Linked DNA regions of Homo sapiens: all the other regions are linked to region 4. Evidence: chromatin loops called from intact Hi-C (ENCODE). Cell type or tissue: heart left ventricle. All regions are shown on one strand. Region 1 has its middle 40 kb from the start of ST6GALNAC3. Region 2 overlaps AK5 (adenylate kinase 5). Region 3 overlaps PIGK (phosphatidylinositol glycan anchor biosynthesis class K). Region 4 overlaps ST6GALNAC3 (ST6 N-acetylgalactosaminide alpha-2,6-sialyltransferase 3). Region 5 overlaps PIGK (phosphatidylinositol glycan anchor biosynthesis class K). Region 6 overlaps PIGK (phosphatidylinositol glycan anchor biosynthesis class K). Region 7 overlaps ST6GALNAC3 (ST6 N-acetylgalactosaminide alpha-2,6-sialyltransferase 3).

Region 1 (4,000 bases), 120 kb before region 4:
CACTTGCCTTGACTTCTTGGCCTTCTATAGGTCTTTACAATAAAGAGTGAAACCAGAATCACATTTCTTCAGTCCCTTTGTACAATAATTTGACTACAAAATCATACTTCATTGGATAAATTTCTGTAAGTAAGCAGAAGATATTTGAAATATTAATAACACGGGAAAGGTAAAGGAGTGAAAGCAAGTCCTTTGTGGAAACTAGAATCCTTGCTACCCTCCATCCTAAGCAAGAGCGTGAGATAAAAGTGAGAATATTTACTGAGCCCTAAATTCTCTTAAATGAGCAAGAGTGAATTGAAACTTTCAGTGGTCTCCAGGCTACTTGAATGAGAGGCCCTAATCCAGAACAAGAAGAGTTACCGAAAATATAAGCAAGAAATAAGAGGAGAGAAAGAATTAAGAAGGGAAAAGAGAGGAATAAAAGTAGACGAGGATGGAAAGAGAACAGAATACTTCATACCTCATATACTATGTTTGATACATTGTATACAGCAACATCTTAGAAATATCATTTGAAAATGACTGTTCATTTTCCCAGGAAATTAAATATTAAAATATCTTGTTGTTCATTTTGCAACTCTATTGTGAGTTCCCTCTATTGTGATTAATCTTCTTCCAGTACTACCATACACCTAGCACGTAGTAGACATTCAATAAACTGGAGGAGGGGGAGGCAGCAGGATAATGTTTGCTTTTTTATTTTTAAACTCATTTCATTTTTTGAATAAGTATTATATTCACATTGTTATGTTTTGTTGTCCCCCCTCCCTCCAAAATACATATTTTGAATCTCTAATCCTCAATATGACTCTATTTGGAGATAGGGCTTCTGAGAAGGTAATTAAGGTTAAATGCGGTCATAAGAGTGGGGCCCTAATACAAAGAACCAGTGTCCTTATAAGAAGAGGAGACATGGGGAGTGCATGCATGCAGAGGAAAGATCATGTGAGGACACAGTGGGAAGGAGGCCATCTACAAGTCAGGAAGAGAGGCCTCACGAACCTAAGCCTGCTGTCACCTTTGTTTTGGACTTTCAGCCTCCAGAACTGTAAGAAGATAAATTTCTGTTAAGCCACTCAGTCTGTGGTATTTGGTTATGGCAGCCCAAGCTGACTAAACAACATGGCCCTAAGATTAAAAGGTAACAGTGAAAAGTCTTTCTCCTTGCCTCTTTCTCAAATGATTATATCCTTCCCTACCTTTTAAACAGTAGGCAGCATATTAATGAATGACTTTCTGATGGACCGTGACTAATGTGTCTATCAGTAATACAATGGAATCTAATAGGCTGTAGTAGAATGATGTCCTTATGACCAGGAGACATGCAGGGCTTTGAACTATTACCCTTTTTTATTCTCACACTGTGGTAACTTTCTATTTCTGAATTTTTAAAAATAGTTTTTAAGATTTTTTTCTCCATCAGTTATCAGCTATTACTGGGGCTATGAATGTGCTTCACACTAGCATCTGCCCCACTTATTGCTGATTACCAACTTTGTTAAAATTGTTTCTTTTTTAAAAATCTTTATTTTATTTTATTTTAAGTTCCAGGATACATGTTTAGGATGTGCAGGTTTGTTATATAGGTAAACATGTGCCATGGCAGTTTGCTGCACCTACCAACCCATCACCTGGATATTAAGCCTCAAATTCGTTAGCTTTTTATCCTGATGCTCTCCCTCCCCCTTGCCCTGCACCCCACAAAAGACCCTAGTGTGTGTCGTTCTCCTCTTTGTGTCCATTGTTCTCATTGTTCAGCTTCCACTTATAAGTGAGAGCATGTGGTGTTTGGTTTGCTGTTCTGCGTTAGTTTGCTGAGGATAATGGCTTCCAGCTCCATCCATGTCTTTGCAAAGGACATGATCTCATTCCTTTTTATGGCTGCATAGTATTCCATGGTATATATGTATCACTTTTCTTTATCTAGTCTATCATTGATGGGCATTTGGGTTGATTCCTAAAATTGTTTCTAAAGTAGAAGTCAGTAAGATCTAAGTGACAGCCAAGCTTTTCTGTATGAGATAAGCACATGGGCTTTGATTTCTCTTTTACTGTTTCAGAAGTCATTTTTTTTTATTGTTTTTTAGTTTCTGGCTATGTTCCGGTAGTTGAGATTGCCAGAGATGTGATTTGCAGTTAGCATTTTGTATTCATAACTGACTGTTCCTCCTCTATAATTTCACAGTCTAAAATGTCCTGGCTTTGTCAGGAGGTGGCATCAGTTTGCCTAGTAGCTTACAGTTATGGACCTTGCATTGTTTGCCTTTGAGAGTTTCAAAAATGTCCACCTATTCTCAACCCATCAGTTTCATATATCTGCCCAGATGATTTGATATCCAAACAGAAAACTATTTGTAGCAATATACTTCAAATTAAACAAGAAGCCCCCTTACTTATACGTGAGCTTTTCCATTACACATGGATGTGATGTTCTCTGGAAAGGTGTACGGTGGGCAGTGCTCAGGCTGAGGACTAAACTGTGAGAGCCCTATGAGAGTGGTTACATGAACCACTGCTTGCTGAGCATCATCATATCATAGATTAAAACTAGGCAAATGAAGACCACTCTCCATTATTCTCTCCCGGTCCAGAAAAGGAGCAGCAGCTTTCTTGCTCCTTAGTCTAAACCATACAATAAAATATAACCATTTCCCCATATTTTTAGTCCATTTGGGAGAATCAGCCAGGCCTGGATGTGCCTTTGGTTCTTTTACATGAGTCTGGAGTCTGACAGATGTGAGTTCAAATCTTGATTCCAGCACTTACTGGCCACATGACTGTATCGAAGTTTCTTAATGTCTCTACACCTTGCTTTTTTATATGTAAAATAGGAATATTCTTAGTATCTATCTCATAGGGCTGTTGTTAGGATTAAATGAGGTGATATATGTGAAGAATTTCTTGGAACCTTTTGGCATGAAGACCAATTTATGATATATTAACTATTTATGGGCTACTTTAAAAATTGAGATTTGGGATATATTTAAGTCCCTTAGAAAGAATGTATATCCATACAAATTAAATTACCTACATTATTTAATAGAAGAATGTCAGTGAGAAAATGGCATGCTCATTATCCCCAGCAATTTTTCTATGAGGGCACAACTCTAATCTTTCATTGTGGAACTAGCGTGTGAGTCAAAAGGGATCCACAGATCATGGGATGCTCAATGTTGGAACACAACACTAATACCTGATGGATAATTTGACTGATTAGAATGACCTATCACTTATCATCATCAATAAATCACAGCATGTGAAACCATACTGCATACCTTGAATATTATTGCTTCAACTCTCATTCTCCTCTCATAGCACAAAGCATTTTGCTTAACAACAGCCACATTCTTATTAAAGTGAGCCCACAGGAAATGTTTGAAAATGGTACCCTAAGACCAGAATCACATGAAAGTTTGTTAAAATGCAGATTTTTGAGGCTGGGCTGGCTCTGAGAGTAGGAATTATTAAGACTGCAAATGATGACAAATTTACAGAATTATTGCCCTGAAATGTACAGAGGTAGGCTTTTTAGCCTCTTTCTTGAGTTTTCTGGTTTTTTTCTTGTGCATATTCTCCAATAAGAAAGCAGTTAATCTAGAACAGTGATTTCAAACCCCAGCTCCCACCTGCTTTGTGATTGCACATTGGGAGTCTGATTTCAAAGGTGTGCAGTGAAGCTTGGATCATTCTAATATTTCTCCAGAAATCACGATTCTGACAATCCTGATTTTATCAAAGCTCTATAAGTGCTAAATAGTTTTTCTGAATAGAAGACAAATATCTTTCCCTTGTTAATCCTTTTATTAAAAGATACATAACAGTATGTTTTATCCTACTCTAGCCTTACATGAAAACCTAACCCCAAGCCTGTATATGATATAGTATTTGACATTTTGAATAAATAATGGAACATCTGGAATCTTCAAAATCAACTTAGAAATTTCAGTTTTGCACAAATCTCTTAATACTCTAGGATCTGGATAAACAAATTACATTC
Region 2 (4,000 bases), 1.4 Mb after region 4:
CCTGCCAGTCCCGCGCCCTGCGCCCGCACTCCTCAGGGTGGATGGGACTGGGCGCCGTGGAGCAGGGGGCTGCGCTCGTCGGGGAGGCTGGTGCCGCGCAGGAGACCAGGGGGAGGTGGGGGGGAAGGCTCAGGCATGGCGGGGGCTGCAGGTCCCGAGCCCTGCCCCGCGGGGAGGCAGCTAAGGCCCGGCGAGAAATCGAGCACAGCAGCTGCTGGCCCAGGTGCTAAGCCCCTCACTGCCTGCGGCCATCCGGCCGGCCGGCCGGCCGCTCCGAGTGCGGGGCTCGCGGAATCCACGCCCACCTGGAGCTCTGCGCACGCGCCTGCAAGCGCTGCGCACAGTCCCGGTTCCCGCCTGCGCCTCTCCCTCCACACCTCCCTGCAAGCTAAGGAAGCCGGCTCCGGCCTTGGGCAGCCCAGAAAGGGGCTCCCACAGTGCAGCGGCGGGCTGAAGGGCTCCTCAAGCGCGGCCAGAGTGGGCGCCAAGGCGGAGGAGGCGCTGACATCGAGCGGGGGCTGTGAGGGCTGCCAGCATGCTGTCACCTCTCAGTCCCACTAGATCCCAAGAGGCAGCAGAGGCAGCTTCTGAAAAATAAAATAAGTGAGTAGGCACCCCACCCCACTCGCTCCCTTTCCCACGGCCCCACCCCCCTCTCCTGGTTCCATTTGGCCCACTCAGCTTCTTGCCCAAACTTCATTCTGAAGGCGTTGGCTCTCTCCATCAGGGTGAGGTCACCAAGCTTTGGGGTTACATGTATCTGCTTCAGGCCTGTCACTCACTAGTCCCTAGTGACCTTGGGAAGGTTAACCTCTGAGGGCCTCCATTTCCTCATCCTTAAAGTGGGAATAATCATACTTCCCGGCAAGAGCGCCAGAGGGCTTATGGGATGGCTGTTTGTAAAGCCCTTAGCACAGTGAAGCATAGCCAGCTGCTGAAATGTTGCTGATGGCATCTCAGCAGCCCTTCCAAGGGCACTTGTGCTCTAACTAAGGTCCCCTGAAAACCAAAGGCCATGGAGAATCCGGTGAGGCTGGTGCCAGAGCCCCAGGGTGCCAGCAGGGTGATGTTGGGGGCAGGCCAATGTCCCCAAGTCTCTGATTCATTCAGCCAAGGGCAGAGTTCTCTGCTCGTCTGCTTACTTGATGTTGAAGACTAACCACAGTCCGGTGAAAACAAGAGCAGAGCTAGGAACCAGACAGCTACTCCAAGGGACTTTCTAATGATACATAGCGAAGCATTTTGAAAAAAATTAGATGGTATCTCATTGAAACATTTCAAAAAATTTTAGGTATTAAAAACAAATGGTTCAGGTCACTTCCAAATAGAATAACTGATCGATAGCTTTTTATATAGGAAGAGAGTGCTGATTCCAGGAGAGAGAGGTTAGGTCAAACCCCCTAGTTTTGGCACAGGAAAATGGCTTGTCAGAGTAGCTTCTCAAACTATGATGCTGTGAAGACTCACTTAGGGATCTGGTTAAGATGCAGACTCTAGGCTGGGTGCGGTGGCTCACACCTGTAATCCCAGTACTTTGAGAGGCTGAGGTGGGTGGATCACTTGAGGTCAGGAGTTCATGACCAGCCTGGCCACCATGGTGAAACCCCGTCTCTACTAAAAATACAAAAATTAGCCGGGTGTGGTGGTGCACACCTGTAATCCCAGCTACTTGGGAGGCTAAGACAGGAGGATTGCTTGAACCTGGGAGGCAGAGGTTGCAGTGATCACATCACTGCACTCCAGCCTAGGCTGCAGAGCAAGACTCTGTCACCAAAAAAAAAAAAAAAAAAAAAAAAAACAGATTCTGCTTCAGCAGGTCGCGTGTTGTGCCTGAGAGTCTATATTTCTAACAAGCTTCCAAATGACATGCTGCTGGTCCGTGGGCCACACTTTGGGAATCAGTGTGGAAGAAAAAGCTACCTCTCTGCCCCGTGCTTATTTTGGTCTAAAAGGTCATTTGCTGCCGGCTCCTGCTCAGTGACATATAATCTCTGTTTGTACCTGTGTCCCTGAATTATCTTTCCTGTCCCCACAAATGGCCTGAAAATAACCCCACAATTGGAAAAATCGCCTGGCTGTCTCATGCAACCCTAACCCAAAGTTGTTTCAGGGAGAACATTAAGCCGCCTCCCAAGCTCGCCCTCTGCTGGTGAACAAGGGTCATTTTTTTCCTAAACCCTCACCCAGCCTTTCTTGCTGCACAAATGCTCTTTTTTTTTTTCCTTCCAATTAATACAGACAGAAAAGTCGCATGACCTATTCCAGAGGTTTATTGCACTGTTGTCGATTTTGGAGAATGTTTCCACTCTGTTCCTTAAAGTACACCCCTCAGAGGAGGTAGATAAATGTTTGACCAACACTGTCTGGCAACTCACGATATTACGAGTTCTCCGTGTTGCCTAAACATCCTCTTCTTGACTGAACTTTGTTCTCATCCCACCCCACACACTTTCTACAGTGGTGGCAAGCCTTCATTTACTCACAGCTCGAATGTGGCAAGGTCAGGGGGAGTAATGGTTTCCTCTGATCCAGGGTTGGAGGAGGATGCAAAGTAAGCATGTCCCAGAGACAAAAGAACATTTAAGAGAAGGATATGGAGATGGGGAGACTCATAACACAGATCATACCACCATCACTCATTCATTAAAACATTTCTTCATCACCTACTGTGTGCAAGACTTGGGACTAGGAGCAGAGAATTCTTAATCCCTGCACACGGGGAACCTAAGCCTCATAGAGGAAATAAGCGTAACAGTGAATCGTTAGTGAGTGTCTGCTGTATGCCAAGGAGCATACGTATGTTACCTTATTTAATTTTATTTCATCCTCACAGCAATCCTATGATCATCCTCATTGTATGAATGAGAAGACTCAGATGCAGAGAAGTTGAGTCAGACTTCTAGTTAATGAGGAAGTCAGTTTAAATGAACAATATGTAAGTCTGGCACAGTGGCATGTGTGTGTAGCCCCAGCTACTCCGGAAGCTGAGGCAAGAGGATCACTTGAGTTCAGGAGTTCAAGACTGTATAGTGCACTATAATTATGCCATGAATAGCCATTGCACTCCAGCCTGGGCATCAGAGCGAGACCCCATCTCTTACAAAAGAAAAGAAAATAAAAACTTTAAAGAACAATTTGTTATTATCTCTCGTGGTTCTGGAAGTTATGGGGCTCAGCGGGCTGGTTCTCACTTGGGGTTCCTTATGCAATTGCACTCAGACAGTGGCTGGGGCTGAGATCCATGTCTGGAGCCAGGGCTGGGATATCTAAAACAGTTGGGGGCTGGTAGGGCATCTCCGTCCACATGGCCTCTCCACATGGCTAACTTGGGCTTCCTCTCAGCCTGGCAGTCTCAGGATAGTTGGACATCTTAGATGGCAGCGGACTCCCCACTGCAGCAAGTGTTCCACAAAACCAGACAGAAACTGCAAACTTTCTTGTGACCTAGACTCTAAAAGCATGGACATTATTTCCGCTACAGTCTGTTGGTCAAAATAGTTACAGGTCAGATTCAAGGTGTTTCTGTGTCTCAGTGGGAGAGTAGCTTACAAGTAAAGTGAGATAACGAATTGATGAAGCCCATCCTGGAGACAAGTCATGACACCAGGGTTTGACCCTAAGCAGCCTGATTCCAGCCTCTGTGTGCTAAAGCATTATGCCCCACTCACCTGACACAGTACAGGCACAGCCACAGAATGCCACCTGTGGCTGTTATATCACGGTGGCTTGAAGGAGAAGTGATTAGCTGTGCCTCAGGTGGTCAGGAAAGGCTTCACATTAGAGGAAACACCCCCTCACACATACATACTCCTTTCTTCTCAGTGCAGAAGAAGACAGACAGTGGCTGCAGTGGGTGGCATATACTCGTCTGCATCACGTGAGGTGGCCTAAAAGCTGAGGGCAAGAGACAGCTCTGAGGCAGTGTGTAGAAGGGAACTGACCTGGAAGGGGGGAGCTATGGAGTCCAGTCCCAGCTGCACCATAGTGTAATGCTGGGACC
Region 3 (4,000 bases), 980 kb after region 4:
ATACTTTAAACTCAACAAGATGGTGGGGTTTTTTGTCTGATTAATAGTCAATTATTTTAATTGATATATTTACTGATTCTGGCTCTCTTCATTCTTTACTGAATTTTGTTGTTTCTCTTTATAATCATTTTATTTCTGGCTGAAGAATTTCATTTAGTTTTATTTTATTTCAAGTGCATTGGCAACAAATTCTCTGTCTGAAAAACATTTTGATTTCATCTTCACTTATGTAAGATATTTTTGCTGTGTAGAGAATGATAGGTTAAAAGTTTTCTTCCTTTCACCACTTTAAACATGTCATTCTATTGTTTTATGGTTCTGATTGTAATAATATGTCAGTATTAAAGATAATGTCAGGCTTTCCTTCTCTGTCAGGCTTTTAAGTTTGTTCTCTATGTTTTTTCAGCATTTTGACTATGATGTGGCAAATTGTGGTTTTCTTTGCATTCATTTTGCTTACAATGAATTAACTGAATATGTGGTCCGATATATTTCATTAGTTTAGGAAAATGTTTATTATCACTTTAAATATTGTCTGTTCTTCCTTATTTTCAATCTGTCATCTAGTTTGGGATGTTATTTACACACATGTTGGACCATTTTTCTGTGTCTAACATATCTCGTACTGTTTGTTTTTTCTGTGCTTCAGTTTCAATATTTTCTATTGTACTGTCTTCAAGTTCACTAATTCTATCATCTTCTGTATCCAATTTGCTGTTAAGCCATCGATTGAGTTCTTAACTTCAGATACCATATTTTTCAATATTAGAATGTTCATTATTTTAGTTATAAGCTCTGGTGAAACTCCCCACCTTTTCATCTATTTTCAAGAATATTTTTCCTATTTTCTTGAACATCTTAAACATAGTTATTTTAAAGTTTTTGTCTACTACCTCCAAGTTCTGGATCACTTCTGAGTTTGCTTCTATATTCTGTGTTTTGTTTTTCTCTTGGTATATGATTACGGTGTACTAGTAATTTTTAATTGATGGATGTAGGAAACTGCATACTTAAGAAAGGTTATATACAGTGTTATTTTCCACTTAAGAAGGTCCATGTGTTCCTCTGCTGGGCAGTTAAGAGTGATACTCTGATCACTTTTACTCATTCAGGGACTGAGCTGAATTTAGACCACCTGAAAATTTTGATAAAACTAATTCATTACACCTTAATGTGGCCCTATTCTAATGGTGAGGCCCTTCAAGGTTTTCAGTTGAAAGCCTGGCAGGTCTTTGTCTCAACACAGAGAGAGTAAGACTATAGAGATTTCTAATATAATTTTCAAAGGTTTCTGACTTACATTTTTGGACTATTGTCCTGCACAGCTTAAGAATTTGGCATGCCAGCCTCACTGAACTGCCAAAAGCTGTACTGATCACTCTGTCCCCGTTAGTAACCCTTTATCAGAGGCCAAGCCCAAATTCTCACCTATAGCGCAGAGGTATGTGACTTTTCTATGCAACTAATCACCTCAATCATTATAGTATGAAAGCAGCCATGATGATATGTAAATCAGTGAATAAGGCTGTTTTCCAATAAAACTTTATTTTAAAAAATAGGCAACAAGAAGATTTGGCCCATGGGCCATAGTCTGCTGACTTCTGCTTTTGCTGCACCCGGAAAAAGCAAGTGTACCCAAGAGAAAAAAGTGGCTAGAAACTGTCAGCATTAGTTCACCACAATCTCCAGAGCTGTCACCTCTTACCTGGTACATTCTTAAGGGGCTCTCATCCTGAAGATGTTTATCTCCTCAGTAATACAAGACTAGTAAATTCATAGCTCTGGTTATCAGATGTTTTTTGCTTAGTAATTTAGTTTCCCTTTAGTTTTAGAATTTGGCAAGTATTTTGAAAGGAAAATTGGTAATATGATTGAGGCAAATATCTTGAAAAGGAAAGTTATTTTGAGTGAATGACAATTATGTCACTCTAGCCTAACACAGTCACCAAAAATGTTGCTGGTGAAATTTCTCTATACTCTAGCAGTGGCCCACTGCCAAGCCCAGATTCTCAACCTTTGGTCTACTCCCAGAATTGGCGAATGATTACAGAGAAAAATTGGCTACAGATTCTCAGCTCATCTCTGAGAAGTTTCCCCAAATCTAGATTTTTAGATTCTCAGTCCTCATTGCTTCTACATCTGATATTTTTAAAAATACGATTTAATCTGCCTTTCCTAATTGTTCTTGGTGAGCTCATAAGCCTACTGCAAATTATTCCATCCTGTTCAGAAGTAGAAATTGTACACTACTACTTTTGATATTTTCATTATCACTTAGTCCCAAGTATTTTTTTAATTTTCATAGGTTTTTAAATATTATTCTAAGAATTATTCAAAGAGTGTTTTCAAATTCCCAAATATATGTTTTAAACAATTCTTTTTTACTCATGATTATAACTATTACACTGTGATCCGAAAAAAAATGCTCCTCAAGATTCCAACACCTTATGTTATTAAGACTTACTCTTTTGGCCTAGTATTGGTTAATATTTGTAAACATTACAGTTGGTCTTAAAGAGAATGCTTATTCCCTAATTGTTCAATTTCTTGGCTCAAGTTTATTGATTATGTTGCTTACATTTTTAATTTTAAAACTTTTGGATGGCTCTTTTATTGGTTTCTGATAATGTAATACTGAAATATTCCATTATAATGATAAACTTATCAACCTGTTTTTTAAATATGTAAATTTTTGTTTTAAATATTTTGTGGTTATATTACTAATTAAGAGTTTAACATGCTTTTCTCTTCCTGATGAGATAAACCTTTACTTAGTTATCTTGCTTATGATTAATAATGTTATATGTTATATACTCTATGTACTATGTACTATGTGTATACACATATATGTATATGTACTATGTATATATTTTACACTATAAGTATTTAAGCTTTCTTTTGGTGAGCAGTAGTTGCCTGTAATCCTTTCATTTTCAACTATTTAATATCATTATATTTTCTGTCTGTAGTTATGCCTCTTTTTATCCTAATGCAGTATTGTTATAAACTATTATTATTCACTTATTTAAAATGTGATTAAAAAATTATCATTATTTCTCTTCACTCCTTTTACTGCCTTCTCATTGATTTTTTAATTTCACTTTTTCTCCTGCAATGTTTCTGATCTTATTTCCTCTATTTCTATTCATTTATTAATCACTCTAAAAATGTAAACTGCATACTTTCCTCACTGTCTAAAGCTATTAAAATTTACAACCCTTTTCCCAAAGGAAAAAAAAAAAAAGCTGAAACTCCAGAATACTTTAACCAATCACTTCCTCTTCTCTTACACAATGTTGTTATTAAATACATTAATACTTTGGTTTATCTTACTCCCCAAATAATTATTGTCATTGTCATTATCATCATAATTATAAAATATATTCAGTTTTTGCTTAAATTTACTCACATTTTACCAATTTATTACAGCGTTCCTATTTACACTCAGACCTCTTTTCTGGTTCATTTCCCTTTTTCAAAAAGTGCATCCCTTTAGGTATTAAGGTATTTTGATACCAAACACTCTCAGCTTTTGCATGTTTGAAAATGTCCTTATTTTTCATTCAGTCCTTAATGGTAGCTTAGCCAGCTTAAATTCTAAGCTAATAGTAATTTTCTCTCAGTACTTTATTGGTATTACTGTACTATCTTTTGGTTTCCGCTGTTGCTATTAAGATGTTTGCTGTCGGCCGGGCGCGGTGGCTCACGCCTGTAATCCCAGCACTTTGGGAGGCCGAGGCGGGCGGATCACGAGGTCAGGAGATCGAGACCATCCCGGCTAAAACGGTGAAACCCCGTCTCTACTAAAAATACAAAAAATTAGCCGGGCGTAGTGGCGGGCGCCTGTAGTCCCAGCTACTTGGGAGGCTGAGGCAGGAGAACGGCGTGAACCCGGGAGGCGGAGCTTGCAGTGAGCCGAGATCCCGCCACTGCACTCCAGCCTGGGCGACTGGGCGACAGAGCGAGACTCCGTCTCAAAAAAAAAAAAAAAAAAAAAAAA
Region 4 (4,000 bases):
TTTTGACCGTTGGGCAGAGATTTCCCATCATGGGATCAGCCATAGACCATATCCACTGGGAACATGGAGAAAAGGTTTAGAGGTTCCACCAACATTTTCCTTAATTCTTAGATGCCTTTTGGTGGTTGAATTCTGTCCTTATTTTCTTATTTCCTGAAGCCCAAAATATAAGCTCTATAATGTGGTCATTCATAAACCTTTAGGGATATTCCTATTGGAAAATGTTGTGCAAGTCTTATTTTAGAGTTCCCAGAAGGGAATTACCGGACCTTAAGATATGCACGTTTTGAAGATATTGGATACAACTGGTCTCCAGAAGTGGGAAGACCATTTTTGCTCCTTTTAATAGTGGTGTCTGGTGTCTCTTTCCTCAGATATTCAGTAATGGATATGTCATGCTTTTTCATTTTGCCCTTCTGATAGGTGGAAAATGACGTAACATCCTTAATTTAAGTTACATTTTTTGGATGCCATTGTGAATTTTTTTTCCCCTATAGCTATTGCCTATTTGCATACCCTCTGAAGTTGCCCGTTCTTGAAGGACACTGATAATGTTCTCCTCCCCTGCCCTTTCCTTTTTGTTGCCAGAATAACCTAATCTAAACCAGAAACTCCATCTTTTCTTCCCCAGGGCTCCTATAGACCCATAGGCGGCTAGAGTGTACCTGTGAGCCTCTGGGGAGATGTCTCACCGCCAGAGAGCTGTCCCCAACTCAGGACCTCACCTGCCTGTGCGTGCGAAATTACACCTGAGATGGAGTGGCTGTGTCCAGCTAACAAAGCCGTTTGGGGAGGGGATTTCAAGCATGGCTATTCCTTGTTCACTTTAATAAAACATGGCATGAATTCAGGCAAAGGGACTTACTCCTTACTCCCTCACCTCAGATTTTTCTGTGTTTTGCTGTTGGTATAACTTGTCCTGTGTTGCTAAGTTTTAAACATATCTATATTTTGTTTAAAACACTAACCATGGCTTTGTTTGAGTGGCTTATTTTTATGTCCTAAGGAGTTGACCTAGACAGGGAACAGTTAGTCATATTCTGTTTCAGGCCAATGCCTCTGAGCCCCTTCCCTTCTCGTTTTTCTCTGTCTGAAATGATGCTCTTGGCTGGCCCCATTTTGCTGTTTGTCCAAACGGGCGCCCCTCAGCAATGGGCAACTTTCTCCATTTTGGTGTCTTATCTAAGACCTTGCCCACTGGCTTAAAGAGTTGGCTTGGGTTCCGTCACAGTGATGAGTTGCCTGTCCCGCCGTCTGTAGTCGGGAGGGCTTTTTCCGTGATGAGAATGAGCTGCAAACTCAGGCAAACACTGATCAGGAGAGACATGAAACCCAACCTGGCCCAGTCGGCTTAAAAATAGTCCAGTCATTTCACCCCTGGAATTTTCTCTTGCTTATGTGGGTGGACAATTCTCTTGGAACACCACCAAGATCATGAGGAGGAGAAAACAGAGCAGGCACCAACCACATGAATCCAACCCAGGCTGACCCCGTAGCCGGTGGTGCATTGGCCCTCACAGGTTTGCACCCTGCATGCAGGGCCCTTTCTCCCCCACGAGAGGGCGCTCTCGTCACTCTTAAAGCAATCGTACTGGGGAACACTCAGGTTGTTTCTTAGTGAAGTCCCCGAAGAGCACTGCATTTAAGCTGCTACTTTGTGTCTCAGCTTCTACTTTCAAGGTTTGTTATGAATGTAAAGACATTCTCCAACTCAAGCAAGTGTGGGCAATATTAGTGTCTGGAAACGCCTGTTGCAAATGAAGCACAGCCACTGCTTGTTTGTGTTTCGTTAGTGAAACGTGATTGTAACCCAGGGTTTTTGACGCTCACAGAAGCATCCGCCTTGGTAATGCTGTACATCCAGGCTGCTCTTCTTTGTCCCTAACCTGGTTGCAATGTGGCCGTAGCATGCTTGTGTTGACATCTGACAGGAGATGAGGACTTGACTTCCTGGGCTGATCTTGCTTATTTTGGGGAGAGCAGGAGTGCCCGTGGTTAGTGTGGATCAGCCTGACAGGAGATTTTCTATTGAGGGAGGATTTAAGACTGCATGCAGGCAAGGGAAATACAAGCCATATTTCACCAGCTCAATACACCAGGGAGCGCTACCATTTAACGAAAACCACCATTCTGACTTCCGGGTTTTTAGGTCATCTGGCAGCCACTGGGTGGGGTCAGTTTCTTGGCCCTTGATTAGAAGTTCCTTCTGATTACAAAACACCTCTTGATTGAAATCTTTGCATTTTCTTTGCATTTGCATTTCCACCAATCTTTTTATTTTTTATTTTTTTTGCCTTGGAGGATGTGTGTATGTGAGGGTGACCTTCTCTTTATTTGTGGGAATCGGGGAGTGCCCTCCTCCCTACAAAGTCACTATAAAGCTACGGGCTTTGCTGCCCTTGGTACAGGGTCTAGAAGTGGTTGTTGGGTGGTGACCAGCACAGTGACAGTTTATTTCCTGGACCTTTGAACCTAAATTCCCACAGGAAGAACATAAAGGACTCAGCAAATCTTGCCCCCCGACCCCCGTCTCCTCCATGCGCCTACACTGGAGCCATGAGTACTACTGCTACCGTCACTACAGCCAAATTATTATAGAGAATTACTATGTGCCAGGCATGGGTAATTTTTGGTTGTTTTAATCAACTTTGTTTCAAACAGCTTTAGATTTGCAGAAAAACTATGAATATAGCAAGAGTTCCCCCACTTTCTCCTTTTTTTATTTATTTTATTTTATTTTTTTGAGACGGAGTCTCTGTCGTCCAGGCTGGAGTGCGGTGGCGCAATCTCGGCTCACTGCAAGCTCCGCCTCCCGGGTTCATGCCATTCTCCTGCCTCAGCCTCCCGAATAGCTGGGACGACAGGCGCCCGCCACTACGCCTGGCTAATTTTTTTTTTTTTTTAATATTTTTAGTAGAGACAGGGTTTCACCGTGTTAGCTAGGATGGTCTCGATCTCCTGACCTCGTGATCCACCTGCCTTGGCCTCCCAAAGTGCTGGGATTACAGGTGTGAGCCACCGCGCCCGGCCTCCTATTTTTAACATATAGTTTCTCCTGTTGTTGTTGTTTTAATCATATTAGCATAACACATTTGTTACAATTAGTGAAGGAATATTGATACATTATTATTAACTGAAGCCAATACTTTATTCGGATTTCCTTTATTTTGACCTAGTGTCCTTTTTCTGCTCCGGGAGCCTACCCAGGATACCGCCTTACCTTAGTTGTCATGTCTTCTTAAGATCCTGCTGGCGGTAGTGGTTTCTCAGACTTTAAACTTGTTTTTAATGACCTTGACAGTTTTGAGGAGTACTGCTCAGGAGTTTAGTAGAAGGTTCCTCTTTTGGAATTTGTCTAAGGTTTTCTAATAATTAGACTGGGGTTATGGGTTTTTGAGAGGAAGAAGGCAGAGAGAAAATGCCATTCTTATCACATCATATTCAGGGTACATATTATTAACATGATTTAACGTTGTAGATGTTGAACGTCATCACCTCGCTGAGACGGTGTTTGTCAGGTTTCTTCTCGTAAAGTTACTGTCCCCTCTCCTTTTTTTATACTGTACTATCACAAGAAAGTGACCACGTGTAGTCCACACTTAAGGAGGGGGAGTTATATTCCACCCTCAGAGAGCACAGTACCTATAAACATTTTTGAAATTTCTCTGCACAGAAAATTTCTCTCTTCTTCCCCATTTATTTACGTATTCAATTGTTTATTTCTATCAATATGGACTCATAGAGATTTATTCCATACTTTGAGTTATAATCAAATAGTATACTACTAGATTTTGTTTGGTTTTTTTTTTGCCTCTGGGAGCTGTTTCACGTGACTCCTGTGTCCCTTTGACACACCCCCATCATTGCGGGTTTTTGTTTTTGAGGTGTTTCTTTCTTGCTTTCTTTGTGGCACTCACTACAAGATACTCCAGGATTATCTTGTACATCTTCTGCCCTAGTCCTTGAATCAGTCATTTCTCCAAAAAGCCCTGGCCTTTTT
Region 5 (4,000 bases), 970 kb after region 4:
ATCAGAATGAAAAAACAGTCTACAGAATGGGAGAAACTTTTTGCAAATCATATAACCAAAAAGGGACTTGTATTAAGAATGCATAAATACAACTCAAGAATAAAAAAGCGAACAACTCAATATTTTTCCTTCCTTATCAAGGACATTCTTAAGTGCAAATGATGTATTTTTGTTTGTTTCTTTTCTACTGTGGTCAATGGTGGGAAGAATACAGTGACCACTTGTGCAGTTTGATTCCAGTGCCTTGATTCCTGTTAAGGCACCAGCAGTTTTAATAAATATCTTCTGAAAAAATAAAAATTAAATCACTGACATTAATTCTAAGAGTATAAAAGAAATATGACAAAGTCACTCTTCATTGGCTCTTCCAAAAATCTAAAACAAGATGAAATACATTTTTTTCTCACAAAATGTCTCTTACTCAATATAAAAGATATTCTTTAGGTATACAAAAATATTTGAAATCTGGCAACTTGTTTTGAATAACTTTTTAAAATGCCATGTAGCTGTTATGAAAAATTCCAAACATGTTTCTGTATTTTTTATATTATTTTCACGGAAACATTTAAAAGTGAGCTGCAGATACCATGACAGTTCACATCTAAATATTTCAGCAAAATGTTTATCAACCAAGGATATGTCTGAAATGTTTCTTAATAACAGCAGCACTTTTTCCAAATGCAATTCACAAGTAATCTTGAGTATCACTGTGGATATATGAGTATTTTACTTATCCAGTGTTTCATAATCAATTAAAATGATTACTCATTTTTATAATTTCTTAAAAACACATGTCCATTGCTTTCTTGCTTTATTTTGATATCAAGAAGTGTGATGCTAAATTGGTTCTATGTTAATTATTTTCATTTTTAATTACTTTTAATTTTTAAATTACTAATTTATTGGCTTAGAAGCTCAGGCAGCTTTTATTTTCCCTTTTGTTTTAAGGTCTAATACTATATCTTAAAAGTTGATTGTTATAAATCAAGTTTCCCAGGTATACAGGAAACAGGAGTCCTTTCAATATGGAAATTCAGATCTCATTTTATTTCAAAAAAAGTTTTATTATAACTTTAAATACCATATCTGTTAATTTTCCACTTGTTTCCTAGTTCAAGGTGTTGAACTAAATATATGGAAAATTCTCTTTCTGATCCTTTTTATTTCTCTTATTGCAGATTATTTTCTTGGCTCTTTCCATTCTTTACGTCTTTTATTGAACTTTTGGAATATCTATCTTCCCTTGTCTACCTTGTGATTTACTTTTCATTTCTGAGATGATTTTTGTCTTTTTTCACCATTTACTTTCCCGAGTTCAGTCAGCTGCTGTTTCACATATCTTCCTGTTTGTCCATTTCAACTGTGAGTTTTTGAATGTCTGATTCATGGTGTCCTTTCATAATGCAATTGCTTGTTTAATATAGGTTATTCGTGTTCAGATGTTTCATTTCAGTTTTCCTGTTTTGTAATTTTTCTTTGATTTCTTCCCTTTTTATTTGTGCTTTCATTCTGTGTGTGTGTAATTTACTAAGAAGATTTGATTTTAATTTTGTTTTATACTTACTGTGACTTTGTAAAGGTGCTGGCTTCTTTTTCTGTTGAGGATTATTTGTATTGGCTTTTTTAGAATGAGCAGTAACAAGTTATCTTGCAATGGAGGGTGAACGGAGGTAAGCTGACTTACTAGGTTTCTCAGTTCAACAGCACCCTCTTCTGTGGCTTCACTGAAGTGTAGTTGCTTTAATAAGTGGCACTTTTTGTGGTGGGAGGGACAAGATTTGTCTTAAAAAAAAAATCATCTTGTTCCCATAGTGCCCTTATCTTCAGCTGCTTTCTTCTTTCCTTTCACCACCACGACTCCAAGGGACACCACAGCCCCACTCTGTCCTTTGCAAGGTGTCTTCCATTATCCCAGAATTCATGGTTTCCCAAGATTGTCACCTTAAGGTCATCCATACATTCTAAGCCCCATCTTGCAAATCATTATTAGTCAGGTCTCTGACAAACCATATATAATTCAGAATGAGAAAACTACAAATATTAATTTCAATTTACATGTGGCAGCCATCCTAAAGGAACCTGGAACTTTTCTCCTGTAAAATGGTAAAGTTCTCTTTTCTTAAAGTCATCCAAGTGTTCCTTTTACTTAACATTTTGAGTCATTTCAGAAGCCCCCCTAAAAGAATGTTCTTTTTCCATGATCTCTTTCCAAGGTCCTTCACTAAGAAAATCTACTTAAATAACTTAATAAGGGAATAATTTCTACATGGAAAAAGCTGTGCATTCCTTATTTTGCTTTACTATTTTTTTAAATAGAGATTTTGTAGAAGACAACACATGGTATTTGCTTACTTTATAATAGGATTTTGACTCCAATAGAGTCATACTACCATCTCAAATGAAAAGACAATTAAAATACTGTCCAAATCCTCTGCATAAATAAAATACTCCTGGCAAATTATGAAGCCTATGAAGTTAGTCTTTACAATCCCCCTGTGCTTTCTGTATCCTTTTTCTCTTTCATGTTTATCCAGTGCCTGAAAAATCTTTCTCTTCTGTGCTATCCAAGTACTCCTAAAATAACACTGTAAAATTATTTACTGTGTCCACACAGAAGGTTCTCTCTAACTCAGAAAGAGTAAAGTTTATATTCTATAGTGCCACACTGAGATCAGACAATTCACGTATAAAATAACATACAGCCAGGTATGATGGCATGTTCCTATAGTCCCAGCTACGTGGGAGATTGAGGAGGAAGGATCATTTGAGCCTAGGAATTAGATACCAGCCTGGGTTACATAGTGAGACCCCATCACAAATAAATAAACATAAAATTACATAGTTTATTTCAGGTAGAAGGCCAAAGCATCTTTCCAAACACTGGAAATAAAGCCAACAAAACGAACAAGAAAGCAGAGACACTGTGCTATGCTAGAAACAAACTAAAAATTAAGAATATCAATAAATAATTAAAGACACATCATCTAGAGTAATCCAAAATCATTAGGAAGAAATTCTCTACACATACCAAAAATAGGAAGGTAGCCCAATAGTTAGTATAACCTGTTTTGAAAATGACAGCTCAAAGAAGCACTTGAAACTAAAAGGAAATAATAGAGAAATCAAATTAATTTCTTCTTACAATCTTTGGAAAAAAGGATAGAAAAGTTCACACTCCTAAACTGCATTTTTAAATGTTCATATAGTTATATAATAGATAACACATATTGTACAAGATATAATTGATAAACCTGAAAATTTAAAGACACTCCGAGTGAAGAAAACTGAAGTTTATTGGTCAATGGAGACAAACACAAAATGCTATTACAAATTCAGAAAGGTCCCAAGAGTCACTAAAGATTATTTTTGTGAAAACAGATTATACAGCAATGAGAAAACAATTTAATACATTATTTCCCTCAAAATGAGATCCCCTCCAAACTCCCTGCATCACTATTTTTCTAATTATCAAACTAAAAACTTGTGAGAGAAGATATGAAAATAGAACTTCAGTTAAAAGCTACTTTAAAGAAGCACAAGAAAGATGGTAAGCCAGGGAAAAAAGACATAATATGAGGCAGAGAACAGCAAGTTAAGTCCAAAGAGAACTAAGGTTACACTAATTTATGGCCCAACTGTTGATACACATCTTATTTACTGTCAGTTTCCAATGTAGTATAAAAATGCACACACCAGTTAAATAAGAAGACCTGCCAAGCAACTCAGTAAAGCTGATATAATAAAATCCCAGAAAAATAAACTCTTTTTCTCATTTGAGAGACTTTAAAAGTAACTTCTTGTATGGTAAAAATTATAGGCAGGCTTTCCAGAAGTTCACACAACCAGCTAACCTGAATGCACAAGGAACTATCTGTGTAGAGTCAAAGGCAATTCTAAAATAGTAGTGTAGAGTTCTGGGGGATGTCAGAGAAAAAACTTGTCAAAATCATTGAGCACTTACTCTGAACTCTACTAAATCTATCAGGAGTTAATGTATATT
Region 6 (4,000 bases), 990 kb after region 4:
ATACTGAATTAACACTAGTAAGATAAAAACATAAAGAAATAGGCATAAATCCTGAAATTGAGTTGTTTTTTGTTTTGTTTTGTTTTGTTTTTTAAGTCAGCTACACTGGTAAGTATGGGAAAGTCAGGCTAATAATAATTCCTGTCAGAATGGGCTATAGATGGCATGGCTGATAAAAACACAAATCAAGCTATAGAAACAGAACTATAATACACCAAATAAAGATGGCATTGTATTGCTCATTGTATCTCTTGCACTGGAGGAAGACATCAATATGACTGTGATGAGTTTTAGATGGCACACTTTTAAAAAGGCATTGACAAAGTATGTTCATTTTATATACACTACCTTCAATCTTCAAAATAACTCAGAAGGTAGAGAGTAGATCACCCTATGACAGATAAAGTATCTGAGTCTTAGAGAGATTAAATAAGGTACTGTATTAGTCCATTTCACACTGCTATAAAGAAATATCCAAGCTGGGTAATTTATAAAGGAAAGCATTTTAATTGACTCACACTTCCACATGGCTGGGGAGGCCTTAGGAAACTTACGAACATGGCAGAAGGCAAAGGGGAAGCAAGGACCTTCTTCATATGGTGGCAGGAGAGAGAAGTGCAAGCAGGGGAAAGGCCAGACACTTATAAAACCATCAGATCTTATAAGAACCCACTCACTATCACAAGAATGGCATGGGGGAAATCACACCATGACCCAATCACCTTCCTCCTTCTCTCCACACATGGGGATTACAATCCAGATGAGATTTGAGTGGGGACACAGAGTCAAACCATATTGGGAACCCAAAAAAAGCAAAATTTGAATGCAAGTCCATTCATCTCCGTGCTCTTTCTACTAGATCATGTTGCCTTAAAAGTTTCTTCTAGCACTAGGAGGGGGCAATTTGGCCATACTTCACTTGTAGAATATTTGAAAACCCAGTAGCAAGGCACACCATTATGCCAACAAAAATTGACATTTCTGAAATGGGATTACAGATTTATATATTAATGTAAATGTCTTTTCCTTCTTGTTTTACCTAACAGCTACAATCCTAAAGTGTTATTGTATAAATCAATTTTTAAAATGGAATACACTTTCCCCAATGATAAGCTAGAAATAAAGATTGTCTTATTACTAATTAGTAATAAATAATCCTCACACACAAACACCCCTTAACTTTTTTTGACCCTTCAATTTCTTGGTCAAGTATTTAATAACATGGAAACTAATATCTAAAAATATGCCATAAGTATCTGATAGATTCATCTATTTCATAGATAAACTTCCATATTGTTAGGTTTTTTTAAAGCCTACACTTACATATAGAGAGAAATTTTTACCATCCTTTATAAAAAATTTTTGTGACCCAAAATTGATATCCAACATAAAGGATATCATAAGCAAAGACCGCAGGTCTGTATCATTTACCAGGTCCATTTTTCCCCCATAATAAAAGCCATATAAAAAAATTTACATATAGAGAGAAATTTTTACCAACCTTTATAAACTGACAATTCAATATCAAAATTATTTTTCTCTACCAGTTGCCTGAAAAAACAACAATCATAATTTATTTGAAGGTATAACCTACCTTGATCGCCAGCATTTAAAAATATTAGACAGTTCCCTATATACAAATATATGATACTACTGCCATCTTCTGGTACAACACAATTTCCAAATTCTGTATAGTATTTCTATAAATGAGAATCCACCAAATATGAAATAACTAGTTTATATTACTGAAAGCAGAATTGATAACCAGCTAAATGGCTAAAATGCAGTTCAAATAGAATTCTAGCAATAATTAATTTTTATCAGTGTGTGAGATAAGTTCTCTCAATAATACTTAACACTTACTGAGTGCTTCACTATATTTGAGGCATAGAATTAAGTGCTTTCTAAGCAAAATAAAAATTACTTTAATAACTATATGAGGTAGAGTTATTATTCTCATTTTACAGATGCAGAAACTGAGGACAGAAGAGGTCCAGTAGTTTTCCCAAGGTTACATAGCTAGTAAACGGCAGAGGATCTGAATTTAGGAGCTTATTGATTCCAATGACTTTGCTTTTATTATTATATTGTAATATCCCCTATAATGTCAGATAGTAGACAATAAGTAAGTCTGTTAACTCATTTAGAATGGTAAGATTTAATTTAGTGGAGTGGAACAATAATATTACAATTAGTGCAAAGATCAGAAGAGTCACATAAATCAAAAAGACATAAATCAAAGAACTAAAAGAAACCTTAAGGGTCTCAGAATTTATTTTTCCATATGATACAGAACTTTATCGTCTAAAAATCCAAATGAATTTGCCTCTAATTGTTTTATAAATATCATATGATTTGTAGATTTTATACAATCAAAAAGTTTAGGTGCTATGCATTTAGTGTTTAAATTAAAATTAACTTTGCTTTGACATATTTAAGAATATTAATAAACATTAGTTGGAAACTACTACTCCTAGTAAACATATTTGCCAATTTATATTTAGAGATGTTTTATTAACACAAAGGGATATGGTACTATGTTGTGCTATACTATTTATATATACTGATTTCTTAGAAGTCATAAAGCAACTCAATAGACGCTTTTGTTAATTACAGATAGGGCAGTGAAATAAACTGCTAAAAAACAAAAACAAAAAACTACCCATGATATGACCAATCCATTTTGAAACTATAACAATAAGAACTTTATCCATATGCAAAATGACAAAATGAGTAATTTAATTATGTTTTGGTGCCTTTATAAATTAAACGAATCACATCTAATTTCTGAAATTTCATTTTAATGAGCTTTTGAATAACTGAAGTGACAAACAGCTGTAAATAACAATATAAAATAAATGACAAAATAAAATGCTGAGATAATGTGGAATTATACTGATGAGTAAATTAATCACTTTGAAAAATATAGTAACATGTAGAAAAGTATAGGAGAAATCCTGTCAACTGTTACTTGAATCATTTTGGTGAATTTTTGGTTCATAAAGTTTTATAATTGTATCAATTTACTATCAGCAATTTTAAGCGAATCATGTGATCATAGTTTCATATTCTTCACAATCAATTTTACCCGAATCTCAAAGAGATGTTACTATTGAATATGTAAATTTAACTTTTGATTTAATTTCCTAGTAAATATTATAAATAGACTAGAATCCATATGTTCAATAATGTAATATATACTATAGTAGGTCCTTTACATTTCCATATAAATTTTGGAATCAGCTTGTCAATCTCTACCGAAAAATAAAAAAATAAAAAGCCTGCTGGGGTTTTGATTGGAATTGGGTTGACCCCAAATCAATAAGATCTCAGAAAAACAGTCAATATAAAATCAATTGTAATACTTCTGCATTTGAGCAACAAACAAATGTAATGTTTTAAAAATAACATACAAAATGTTTAGGAATAAATTTAATAAAATGTGTAGGAAATATCTACAATAAAACAATATAGAGAAATTACATGAGATCTAAATAACTGTAGAGATATACTCACGGATTGTGAGGACTCAATACTGTTAAGCTGTGATACAGCCCAATATAAAGTTAATTCAATCCCAATCAAAATCCCAGTAGGCTTTTATTCTTTTTCTTTTTTTACTTTAAGAAACCTACAAGCTGATTCATAAACTTATATGAAAATGCAAAGAACCTAGAACACTGAAAACAACCTTGAAAATGAAAAAAAAAATTTGGAGGACTTATATAATTTCAGGAGTTTCTATAAAACTACAATAATCAAGAATGTAATAGTGGTATAAAGATAGAAATATTACAATGCAACAAAATAAAGTCCAGAAATAGACCCCCAAAACATGATTTTTTGACAAAGGGATCAACATAATTCAATGAGGAATAAATACAGATGCTGCTCAACTTATGATGGAGTTATGTCCCAATAAACTCATTGTAAATAAAAAATACTGTAAATTGAAAATGAATTTAATACCATGATAAACCCACTATGAAGTCAAAAATGA
Region 7 (4,000 bases), 170 kb after region 4:
TCTCCTGCCTCAGCCTCCCGAGTAGCTGGGATTACAGGCACCTGCCACCATGCCCAAAAATTTTGTATTTTGTAAAAATACAAAAATTACCTCTAGAAATACCCTGCTGTGGTGTTTCATAATATGTGTATTTGAGTATTTGCTCTGTTGTCTTCTTCAAATATGAACATTTATGAATCCCAAAGTATACCTGGTTCAAATGATTTTAGATAAGGGATTGCAGGCCTGTGTCAAACACAGACTATAAAAATGATTAAGAATGAATAAAATACATGGGAAGCAAAGTTCTAGCAAAAATAAAATATCTCTGAAAAATAATTGAATATAATGACTAGAAATAAATAAATAAAATTGTAATACCTCAGTGGTTAGGTTAAATGACAGTCACTGTGTTAAGTATTTTATGTGCCATTTTCTTTTAGCTCTTACAGAGTACATACTATTTTACTGATTTAACTAATTTTTCAAGGCCCCCAAAGTATTGATTCTATGCTAGTGTCTTTCATTGTCCTGTGTGGCAAAACAAGAACCTAAGACTATCCTAGTCAACAAATTCCTTTAAATGGTTTCACAGAGTGTCTGCCAATTCATGAAGTCAGTAAGTTCATGGAATCCCATTTGTTGAATTTACTACATGCAACGCACTGTGCTAGGCTCTGAAATTGTAAAAAAGAAAACACTTTTTGCCTAGGGATAAATAAAATTTTTTCATAATGTTAAAGGCTAATAAAGAAGGTAGAATAACATGTGAAAGATTATTTTAACTCTTTAAATGTAGTCATAGAAAGAAAGTTTGGAGATAATACTTCAAAATATTAACTGTGATGGTCTATATCTGGGTTGTAAATTTTAGAATTTTTTTAAAAAACATGTTTTCCAAATTTTCTACAATGAGCACATATTGTATTTATTACTAGAATTTTTTTTTTTTGAGATGGAGTCTCATTCTATAGCCCAAGCTGGAGTGCAGTGGTGTGACCTTGGCTGACTACGACCTCTACCTCCCAGGCTCAAGTGATTCTCGTGCCTCAGCCTCCCAAGTAGTTGGGACAACAGGTGTGCACCACCATGCCCGGCTTAATTTTTGTGTTTTAGTAAAGACATGGTTTCACCATGTTGCCCAAGGTGGTCTCGAACTCCTGAGCCTGATCCGCCCGCCTTGGCCTCCCAGAGTGCTGGGATTACAGGTGTGAGCCACCATGCCCGGTTGAAGAAGTATTTTTTAAGCAATGTATATCTGTGAAACACTCTAGAACTTTCACTATCATTTAAAGAATAGGATTTAAAATGTCTAGATAAATATATTGTTTGGAATACTTTAAAAAGTGAATATTCTCCCATTCCTTAAATGTGGGTTTCTCCTAGTGACTCCCTTAATAGGACTACAATATGGAAAGGAGAATAAATAGTAACTGTGGTGGAAAGGCTGACAAACACTATCTCAGCTAAGTGATCAAGGTTAACATCAATAGTGACAAATGGTGTTGGTAGTATATACCCTTGGTATGATGTGATGAAACCGACACTTTACCACTGAGGCCATCTTCCCCAAATCCCATAAGCCTGTTTAATCATGAGATAAATATCAGACAAATAAATATTGGGGGCCGTTCTACAGAACACGTGATGACAACTCCTCTAAACTGTTCAGGTTATCAAAAACGAGGAAAGTCTGAGAAACCCCCACAGCCAAGAGTGTCCTAAGGAAACATGACAACTAAATGCAATGTGGTATCCTGGATGGGCTCCTGAACAGAAAAAAAGACATTAGATCAAAACTAAGTATGAGTAAAGTATGGACTTGAGTTAATAATAATTAATTGTAACAAATGTATTATACTATACGAGATGTTGATAATGGAGAAACTGAGTGTGGGCTATATGGTAACTATCTTCTCAATTTTTAAATAAATCTGAAACTATTCCAAAATATAAGGTTTGCTTTTTTTATTAATTATTGCACTTTCATTTTTTTAATTTTTCACATATATATATTTTTATTATACTTTAAGTTCTAGGGTACATGTGCACAACGTGCAGGTTTGTTACATATGTATACATGTGCCAAACACTGCATGTACTCACTCATAGGTGGGAATTGAACAATGAGAACACTTGGATACAGGAAGGTTTGCTTTTAAAAAAGGTATTTAGGTTTTTGACCTGTGCATCTGGAAGGTTGGAATTGTCATTGACTGAGATGGAGAAGACCATAGGAGAAGGTGAATTGAAAAAATTTGAAATATACTAGTCTAGCCCCATAGGGCAGGGATGTATAAGATACATGCATTGTGAATACATCACTGTTTTAATATTCTGTATTTAATACAATAAATATTTTGGCAGAGAAATAGTGAGTATTCTAGAAATAATTCCTGTCCTCTTTAAGAAGTACAAGTTCTTCAAAGATTCCCCAGGAACAGCTGTGCAAGTCAGTGTGGCTTTCTAATCTCTTTCATCTATACTTACACACTATAACAGTTTTTTCTATTGCAATGCAGCCCAAGTTTTTTGCAAGGTAAATTATTTGTGATATTCTTAGGAAGAAAAGGTAGAAAGTAAATAACTTTTTGGTGGCTTGGTATGGTGTTGTATTTTGCCAATAACTATTTATTTCCAATAGTGTTTAATGATATTTATTGGATTGAAGAAAGTTAGCTATCTTTCAGGTATCTTTCCCAGAGCTCACAGGACAATATTTCCAGCATGCCCCCGGAATGGTAGACATGCTGAAAATATTGTCCTGTGAGCTCTGACAATCTAGTACTTGTCACAAATAATTATTTTTACAATTATTATTACTATTATTATTATATTATTGCTACCATTGGTATACATACACACAAATATATATATATATATTTGGTCTTTTTGTGCTCTTTATTTTGTTTCATTGATCAACATTTTTTTGGTAAATGCTATTTTTATATAATTGTTGCTTGTAGTATTAGACCTACTTCTTTTTGCTCATCTTTTTTCAGAAATCTTTAATAAATTCACCTCTGTATGAATTTCAGCATCATTTTATTAAGTAGATGGGAAATCTTGGGTGTGTCAGAAAACTATTTGCATAATAATGCTGTGTAAGAAATCACCCAAACTCAGTGGCTTAAACAATTGTTTATTCTTGCTCATGTTTTTGTGGACCAGTTGCCATCCAGGCTGAGATCGGCTGTGCTTAGTTCCAAAGCTGCAAGTTGGGTCCTGGTCTGTTTCATGTGTCTCTCTTCACCAATGACCATTGAGCCACCTGGGGCATATTCTTCTCATGGTGGAAAAAGCACAAAAGACTAAGTTCAATCTTGAAAGCACATTGCAAGCTTCTGGTGGCCTCACATCTGTTAACATCCCATTGATCAAAGGGAGGCCCAAAATGAAGGGGGGAGTAAAGTGCACTTCACCCACCATGAGGTCAAGTCAAGTTACATGGGCAAGTCCAACATCAATGGAGTGGGAAGTATACTCCTCCTATGAAGGTGAGAGTAGAGAGAGTGACTATTTGCCAAAAATAATTTCATTCACCATTCTGGTGGAATATTTATGGGAATTGCATTAAATGTTAACTTGAAAACAGACACTATTAGAACAATTGCCTTTTCTACTAATATCTTATCTACACAAGTAATTGTTAAGTAATTTGCTAAAAAAGACTATGAATGTACATTTCAAGTAGACTTCCTGTGGTATCTAGTAGGAGCTTAAAAAATGTTTGCTAAACTGTTATTCATGGATATTTTGTATTTTTCTTATCTTGAGTGCCAGCTCTTAAAATGATATGTGTAACTATTTTAGCATGCAAAAATACTATTAATTTTATATATGTTTTCCTGCATTTGGTTGCTATACTGAACTCTTCTAATTAAGTTCTGGAAGTTTTGGGTTTTTTTTTTTTTTTTTGCATTGTTTAGGTATGCAATCTCAATGTTTTTAAATAATCTTTTTCTCATTTCTTTTCAATATTGATTGCATTGACTAGAGCTTATCAAACAATAGTAAACAA

The links. Hi-C counts contacts between places; a loop is a spot of excess contacts. Peaks named below come from ENCODE experiments on the same cell type or tissue, not always from the same donor. Only the 100,000 strongest peaks of a DNase experiment are listed, where the experiment ranks them.
Region 1: it touches region 4 in a loop (3-fold over the local background); 13 of 110 quality-filtered maps call a loop at or near these places.
Region 2: a loop joins it to region 4, with 5 times the contacts of the local background. A loop is called at or near these places in 14 of 110 quality-filtered maps.
Region 3: it touches region 4 in a loop (4-fold over the local background); 72 of 110 quality-filtered maps call a loop at or near these places.
Region 5: it touches region 4 in a loop (15-fold over the local background); 64 of 110 quality-filtered maps call a loop at or near these places.
Region 6: a loop joins it to region 4, with 6 times the contacts of the local background. A loop is called at or near these places in 39 of 110 quality-filtered maps.
Region 7: a loop joins it to region 4, with 2.7 times the contacts of the local background. A loop is called at or near these places in 33 of 110 quality-filtered maps.

The regions. Positions count from the first base shown.
Region 1 is chr1:76,033,045-76,037,044 of GRCh38, forward strand. No RefSeq gene overlaps it. Among named protein-coding and RNA genes, the nearest start is that of ST6GALNAC3, 40 kb to the right of the region's middle. In heart left ventricle, a CTCF peak has its summit at 2,216 (motif pointing right); no DNase peak of the experiment used is centred here.
Region 2 is chr1:77,531,738-77,535,737 of GRCh38, forward strand. The region is part of intron 12 of AK5 (adenylate kinase 5); the gene reads left to right. Among named protein-coding and RNA genes, the nearest start is that of ZZZ3, 150 kb to the right of the region's middle. In heart left ventricle, a CTCF peak has its summit at 2,160 (motif pointing left); DNase peaks (open chromatin) are centred at 354 and 2,127.
Region 3 is chr1:77,132,561-77,136,560 of GRCh38, forward strand. All of the region lies in intron 9 of PIGK (phosphatidylinositol glycan anchor biosynthesis class K), which reads right to left. Among named protein-coding and RNA genes, the nearest start is that of MIR7156, 74 kb to the left of the region's middle. In heart left ventricle, no CTCF peak of the experiment used is centred here; no DNase peak of the experiment used is centred here.
Region 4 is chr1:76,152,747-76,156,746 of GRCh38, forward strand. All of the region lies in intron 1 of ST6GALNAC3 (ST6 N-acetylgalactosaminide alpha-2,6-sialyltransferase 3), which reads left to right. Among named protein-coding and RNA genes, the nearest start is that of ST6GALNAC3, 80 kb to the left of the region's middle. RefSeq lists a silencer at 1,535-1,644. In heart left ventricle, CTCF peaks have their summits at 1,549 (motif pointing right) and 1,752; a DNase peak (open chromatin) is centred at 1,535; H3K4me3 peaks cover 955 bases; H3K27ac peaks cover 373 bases.
Region 5 is chr1:77,124,717-77,128,716 of GRCh38, forward strand. All of the region lies in intron 9 of PIGK (phosphatidylinositol glycan anchor biosynthesis class K), which reads right to left. Among named protein-coding and RNA genes, the nearest start is that of MIR7156, 67 kb to the left of the region's middle. In heart left ventricle, a CTCF peak has its summit at 1,726; no DNase peak of the experiment used is centred here.
Region 6 is chr1:77,142,058-77,146,057 of GRCh38, forward strand. The region is part of intron 9 of PIGK (phosphatidylinositol glycan anchor biosynthesis class K); the gene reads right to left. Among named protein-coding and RNA genes, the nearest start is that of PIGK, 75 kb to the right of the region's middle. In heart left ventricle, a CTCF peak has its summit at 1,690 (motif pointing left); no DNase peak of the experiment used is centred here.
Region 7 is chr1:76,322,947-76,326,946 of GRCh38, forward strand. The region is part of intron 2 of ST6GALNAC3 (ST6 N-acetylgalactosaminide alpha-2,6-sialyltransferase 3); the gene reads left to right. Among named protein-coding and RNA genes, the nearest start is that of ST6GALNAC3, 250 kb to the left of the region's middle. In heart left ventricle, no CTCF peak of the experiment used is centred here; no DNase peak of the experiment used is centred here.